Linked DNA regions of Mus musculus: region 1 is linked to region 2. Evidence: chromatin loops called from intact Hi-C (ENCODE). Cell type or tissue: gastrocnemius. All regions are shown on one strand. Links, peaks and the distances in the headings refer to the core of each region. The heading gives the core; the rest is flanking DNA. Region 1 overlaps Ptp4a2 (protein tyrosine phosphatase 4a2). Region 2 has its middle 36 kb from the start of Ptp4a2.

The links. Peaks named below come from ENCODE experiments on the same cell type or tissue, not always from the same donor. Only the 100,000 strongest peaks of a DNase experiment are listed, where the experiment ranks them.
Region 1: it touches region 2 in a loop (2.6-fold over the local background); 27 of 42 quality-filtered maps call a loop at or near these places.

The regions. Positions count from the first base shown.
Region 1 is chr4:129,836,460-129,839,265 of GRCm38, reverse strand. Ptp4a2 (protein tyrosine phosphatase 4a2) reads right to left here. Exons shown (of 6, transcript NM_008974.4): 2 at 1-288. Among named protein-coding and RNA genes, the nearest start is that of 1700108I11Rik, 15 kb to the left of the region's middle. In gastrocnemius, for the core only: no CTCF peak of the experiment used is centred there; no DNase peak of the experiment used is centred there; H3K27ac peaks cover 1,388 bases.
Region 2 is chr4:129,782,944-129,785,749 of GRCm38, reverse strand. No RefSeq gene overlaps it. Among named protein-coding and RNA genes, the nearest start is that of Ptp4a2, 36 kb to the left of the region's middle. In gastrocnemius, for the core only: a CTCF peak has its summit at 1,435 (motif pointing right); a DNase peak (open chromatin) is centred at 415; H3K27ac peaks cover 898 bases.

The DNA of each region.
Region 1 (2,806 bases), core at 224-2,723, 54 kb before region 2:
TTAGGCACTAGTGAGACAAGTTAAAAGTGTAGGTTCTTCTCCACTTTTGTTTACTTGATGCTTAATTTTACTGGAGTCATTAAAAGAATACGCTTGCAATTTAAAAAAAAAAAAAGCCTACTACTTCTGAGGCCAGTCTCGGTGTCCAGAGTCGTCAAGGCAATGTTAATTATGGCACGTATAACCCCAAGCTCACTTGTCAGCGGAAAGGCTGTGCTGAGCCTGGCAGAAGTCTGCCCTCACGCTCAGAATCGCCATAAATGTGCAACGTATATTCCAACGAAAAACCTGGGGGAAAAAACAAAGGTAAAATAAAGTGAGTAACAGAACGGAATAGACATGAAGCCTTCAGAAAGAATAGATTCTCTAAGAAACCAAAACAGGTAAAACGTAACAAACATTCAGATAAGGGGGAGTGACATACATAACAAGATCTTAAACACCAACCAGTCTTAGAATCACGTCTAACTCATTCTTCGTTGTCTTGAGATCTTAAAAATTCATTCAAATCATACATTAAGGGTACTTGAAGAAAATTTCCTTCTATGGACTCTTTTTTAACTTCAGCTCACAAAACTACTGTATTTTTCTGCTTTTGTTGACTTGCTCTTTCACATGTACTCTGTTTAAAATAGGGTATCCATTTGTAAATAAGCTGAGGATAATCAACAAATTTTTACTTCAAAAATTTGATTTTATAAAAATCTTACGAACTGCTTCCCCAATTATGATATTAATCTATTAAGCACAGTCAAATCTTTTATTTTAGGACTAGAGATACAGTTCAGTTGGTAGAGCGCTTCCCTACATTACAAGCCTAGTTTGGTCAGCAGCATCTCATAAATTGGGTGTATGGCACATACCCAGTAATCCTAGCACCTGAATGGTAGAAGCAGAAAGATCAGAATTCAAGGCCATTCTTTGCTAAGTTTAGAACAAGCCTGGTCTACATGCACGCACACACACACACACACACACACACACACACACACACACACACACACACACACACTCGAGCATGCACACACAGACACACAAGAGCTGGTATAGTAAAAGGATTTGCCTCAAGTCACACAGTGAATTAACTGGGCCATGTGGCTGTTTTTACTGTATCTGTCTGTGGATTCAGCTTACATACATACCCATGCTCTCACATACATACATGCTCTCACATACATACCCATGCTCTCACATACATACATGCTCTCACATACATACATGCTCTCACATACATACCCATGCTCTCACATACATACATGCTCTCACATACATACCCATGCTCTCACATACATACATGCTCTCACTTCTGGTCCAGGTTTTCCTTTTCACATCACTACCTCAAGAGTACAAAATCAGCCAGGCATGACTGTGATCTCAGCACCCACGATGCTGAGACAGGGAAATGGCAATTCTTAGGCCAACTTTGTCTACACAGCTATATAGTGAGATAGGTAACTCTATCACAAATAATTTAAGTTTTGTTCCTCCCAAAAAAAATTTGGACTGGGCTGGAGAGATGGCTCAGAGGTTAAGAGCACTGACTGCTCTTCCAGAGGTCCTGAGTTCAGTTCCCAGCAACCACATGGTGGCTCACAACCATCTTTAATGGGATCCGATGCTCTCTTCTGTTGTGTCTGAAGACAGCTACAGTGTACTCACATACAATAAATAAATCTTTTAAAAAAAAGTTGGACTTAATGGCATACAACTTTAGTCTCATCTCTTGAGAAGCAAATGGAGTTCTGTATGTTTGAGGCCACCTTAGTCTACACAGGGAGTTCTAGGTCAGCCAGAGTTACATAGTAATCCCCTGTCTAATAAACATAATCCATAATTTTAGGACTAGAAAGATGACTCCGTGGTTGAGAAGGTAATCTGCTTTTGCAAAAGACTTTAAATTTACAACACCCACACTGAGCAGCTCACAACTACCTATGCCTTCAGTTCCAGAGATCCAAAATTTCTGGCTTCCAAGGATGCCAGCACACAAGTACACAGAGTTAAAAGTAGTAATAAAATAAACCTTTAAAATATAATTGTTTCTTTCCTTTGAATATTAATGGTTCTATGTATGGGTATTTTTGCCTGAATTATGTCTTTACATCATGTACCTAAAGTGATAGGTGAGTTACTTTGTGGGTACTGGGGTTGGAATCTGGTCACTCTGGAAGAGCAGTGAGTACACTTAACCAGCACTGACTGAGACATCTCTCCAGAACTAATTACAAAAACAAACAAACAAACAAACAAAAAACCAAAAAAACAAAAACAAAACAAAACAAAAAAAAAAAACCATTCTGGAGGCTACAGAAATGGCTCAGTATTAAGATTACTTGTTGCTTTTGCAAAAGACCTGGGTTTCACCAGGCAGTGGTAGTGCACGCCTTTAGTTCCAGCACTTGGGAGGCAGAGGCAGGTGGATTTCTGAGTTTGAGGCCAGCCTGGTCTACAGAGTGAGTTCCAGGACAGCCAGGGTGATACAGAGAAACCCTGTCTCAAAAAACCTAAAATCAACAACAACAAAAAACAAAAACAAAAACAAAAAAACAAAAAAAAGGCCTGGGTTTGGTTCCCAGCATCCTCATTGCAGTTAACTGTCTGTATGTAGCTCCAGTTCCAACAATCCAATCACCTCCTCTTGACCTCTCAGGCTTCTTCTGCATGCATGTGGGGCACCCCATCAAAAAAAGCTGGGTGGCACTGGCAGCAGCAGTGCAGGCCTTTGATCCCTTCCTCAGAAGGCAGAGGCAGGCCAATCTCTTGAGTTTGAGGCCAGTCTGATCTACACAGTGAGTTACAGGACAAC
Region 2 (2,806 bases), core at 222-2,721:
GTTCGAGGCCAGCCTGGTCTACAAAGTGAGTTCCAGGACAGCCAGGGCTATACAGAGAAATCCTGTCTCAAAAAACCAAAAAAAAAAAAAAAAAGAAAGAAAAAAAAAAGAAAGAAAGAAAGAAAGAAAGAAAGAAAGAAAGAAAGAAAGAAAGAAAGAAAGAAAAATATTACTAAGGTATTTACATAGGGGGGCTAGATACCTTGATTTTATTTTCTCTTATGTTGTCCTTGTAGTGTGTTTAACCAGATTTCCTCTGATACATCATCACTCTTCTGGAATAGGAGAGTTTACTTGGTTGCCTAGTCATCTGGGAGGTTGCTTCAGGCAGTAACCTTTCTTACAGGGAAGAGTTTCCGTGAGCCTGGTGGAAACGCTAAATGGCTCACCAGTGCCCTCTAGTGGGAATAATATTTCAGTGCCATTTAGCTAAATAACTCCTGTATTCCAACAAGCCAAGGTTATCCTCAAAGGCTGATTTCCCGTTGACTGTCATCCCTGCAGTCTGAGCGCCTGATGCCAGCCAGCATCAGGAGATCAGAAACCAGCTCTCAGATAGATCATGGTCTTGCTTTACCTAGACTAAACCCAGTGGCTGCAAGCCAGTGTGAACATTATCTGCTAGAAAGCAGGGGCTCCTAGATGCTCTTTAATAACCATTAAGAGAAAAAAAAAAAAGACAGCTTTCTTGACTAGTAAAGAGGTCTGGTGGTCAGGGGTGTGGACAGTAGAAAGCAGGTTGCAAGAAGACACAGTCATTCTAATCATGAAATCGTTACCTTTGTGTGGACTGGAGAGATGGCTCAGTGGTTAAGAGCACAGGCTGCTCCTCCAGGTTCCCTGGAGGATTCCCAACACCCACATGCTGGCTCAGGATCACAATTCCAGGAGATCCGATACCCTATTCTGGGCTTTCTGGGTACCAGGCATGCATATAGTATACCACACACACATGCAGGCAAAGCATTTATATACACAAAATAAAGTACATTTTTTTGTTGTTGATGATGTTGTTTGTCTTTTGAGACAGGATCTCTCTATTCCATAGCTCTTTCCTGGAGTCAGAGCTATCTTATCTATGTAGACAAGGCTGGCCTCACACTCATAGAGATCCATCTGTCTCTGCCTTTTCCTCCCTGAGTTGCTTTGGTCATGGTGTTCTATCAGCACAATAGCAACCTTAACTAAGACAAATAAAAATCTTGTTTCATTTTGTTTTGTTTTGTTTTTTTCAAGACAGGGTTTCTTTCTGTAGCCCTGGCTGTCCTGGAACTCACTCTGTAGACCAGGGTGGCCTCGAACTCAGAAATCTGCCTGCCTCTGCTTCCGGAGTGCTGGGATTAAAGGCGTGTGCCACAACCCCCAGCTTAGTTGTATTTTTTTTTTTAAGATTTATTTATTATTATATCTAAGTACATTGTAGCTGTTTTCAGACACACCAGAAGAGGGCGGCAGATCTCATTACTGATGGTTGTGAGCCACCATGTGGTTGCTGGGATTTGAACTCAGAACCTTCAGAAGAGCAGTCAGTGCTCTTAACCACTGAACCATCTCTCCAGCCCTAGTTGTAATTATTTCTATGTGTATAGGTGTTTTGCCTGCATGTGAGTCTGTGCTCCACAGGTATGCCTAGTGCCCACAGCAGCCAGAAGAGGTCATTGGATCTCCTAGAACTGGACTTCTAGATGTTTGTGAACCACTATGTGGGTGTTGAGAATTAAACCCAGATCCTCTTAACTGCTGAGCCATCTCTCCAGCACCTTTCAGCTTTATCTTAATCAGTTTGGAAATGGACTTGGGACTCCTGCCAAATAGATGAGAAGCCTGGAAGTTTAGTTTGGTTTGCTTTTTTTTTGGGGGGGGGGGTTACTGGGAATCAAACTCAGAACCCGATGCTTGCTATCTATCACTGAGCTGAGCCCCAGCCCTCTTTTCACATTTTCTTTTTGGTTTTCCTGAGACACTGTTTCTCTGTGTAGTCCTGGCTGTCCTGAAACTCGCTCTGTAGACCAGGCTGGCCTCCAACTCAGAGCTCCGCCCAGCGCTGGAATCAAAGGTCTGCTCCACCACCACCCAGCTTTCTTTTTACCTTTTTATTTTGAGACAGAGTCTTACTCAGTTGCCTAGGCTGGTCTTGAACTTGTAATCCTCCTGTCTCAGATTCTGAAGCCACTAAAGATGTTAAACCTGTGCCACCAGGAGAAGACAAAGCAAATCAGGCGACTAGAGCCAAAGGATGGGGGACACTCTGTTGGCCTAGGAGCTTGTTCCTAAACTCAAGCCTCAACTGTTGGATAGACTTGTCTAAAGTTTATGGCTCAAGATCAGGTATATGAGGCATATATATATATTTCTCTCTCTGCCTCCCTCTTCTTTTCTCCCTCCCTAACAACCAAAAGAATCCTTATTTGGCAAATGTATCAGTCAGGGTCCCAACTGAAAACAGATGGTGCACTCAAATTAGAATAATTTGAAGAGGGTTTATTCACAACAGTGTGGGTGGGTGTGGGGGAACTCAGAAGGGGTGGTGCGGTGACCCGAGGCTACAAACAGCTGAGGAACTGTCACTACCCTGAGGCCTGAGGGGATAGGGGAGCTGGTTACCTGATCCCTGAGGGAGAGAGGGCCTGCTCAGGAAGGCCAGTGACTGTCAATCAAGGCCCATTCCAGCCTGGGAAGGAAGAGCAATGAAAGGGGAAGCCCTCTGGCACCTCTTGCCTCAAACTCTCCTCTCATTGGCTGAGTTTAACCAGAGGGTAAAGGGGCCTGTTGGTGACACATCCTGACAGAACCAGACACAGACTAG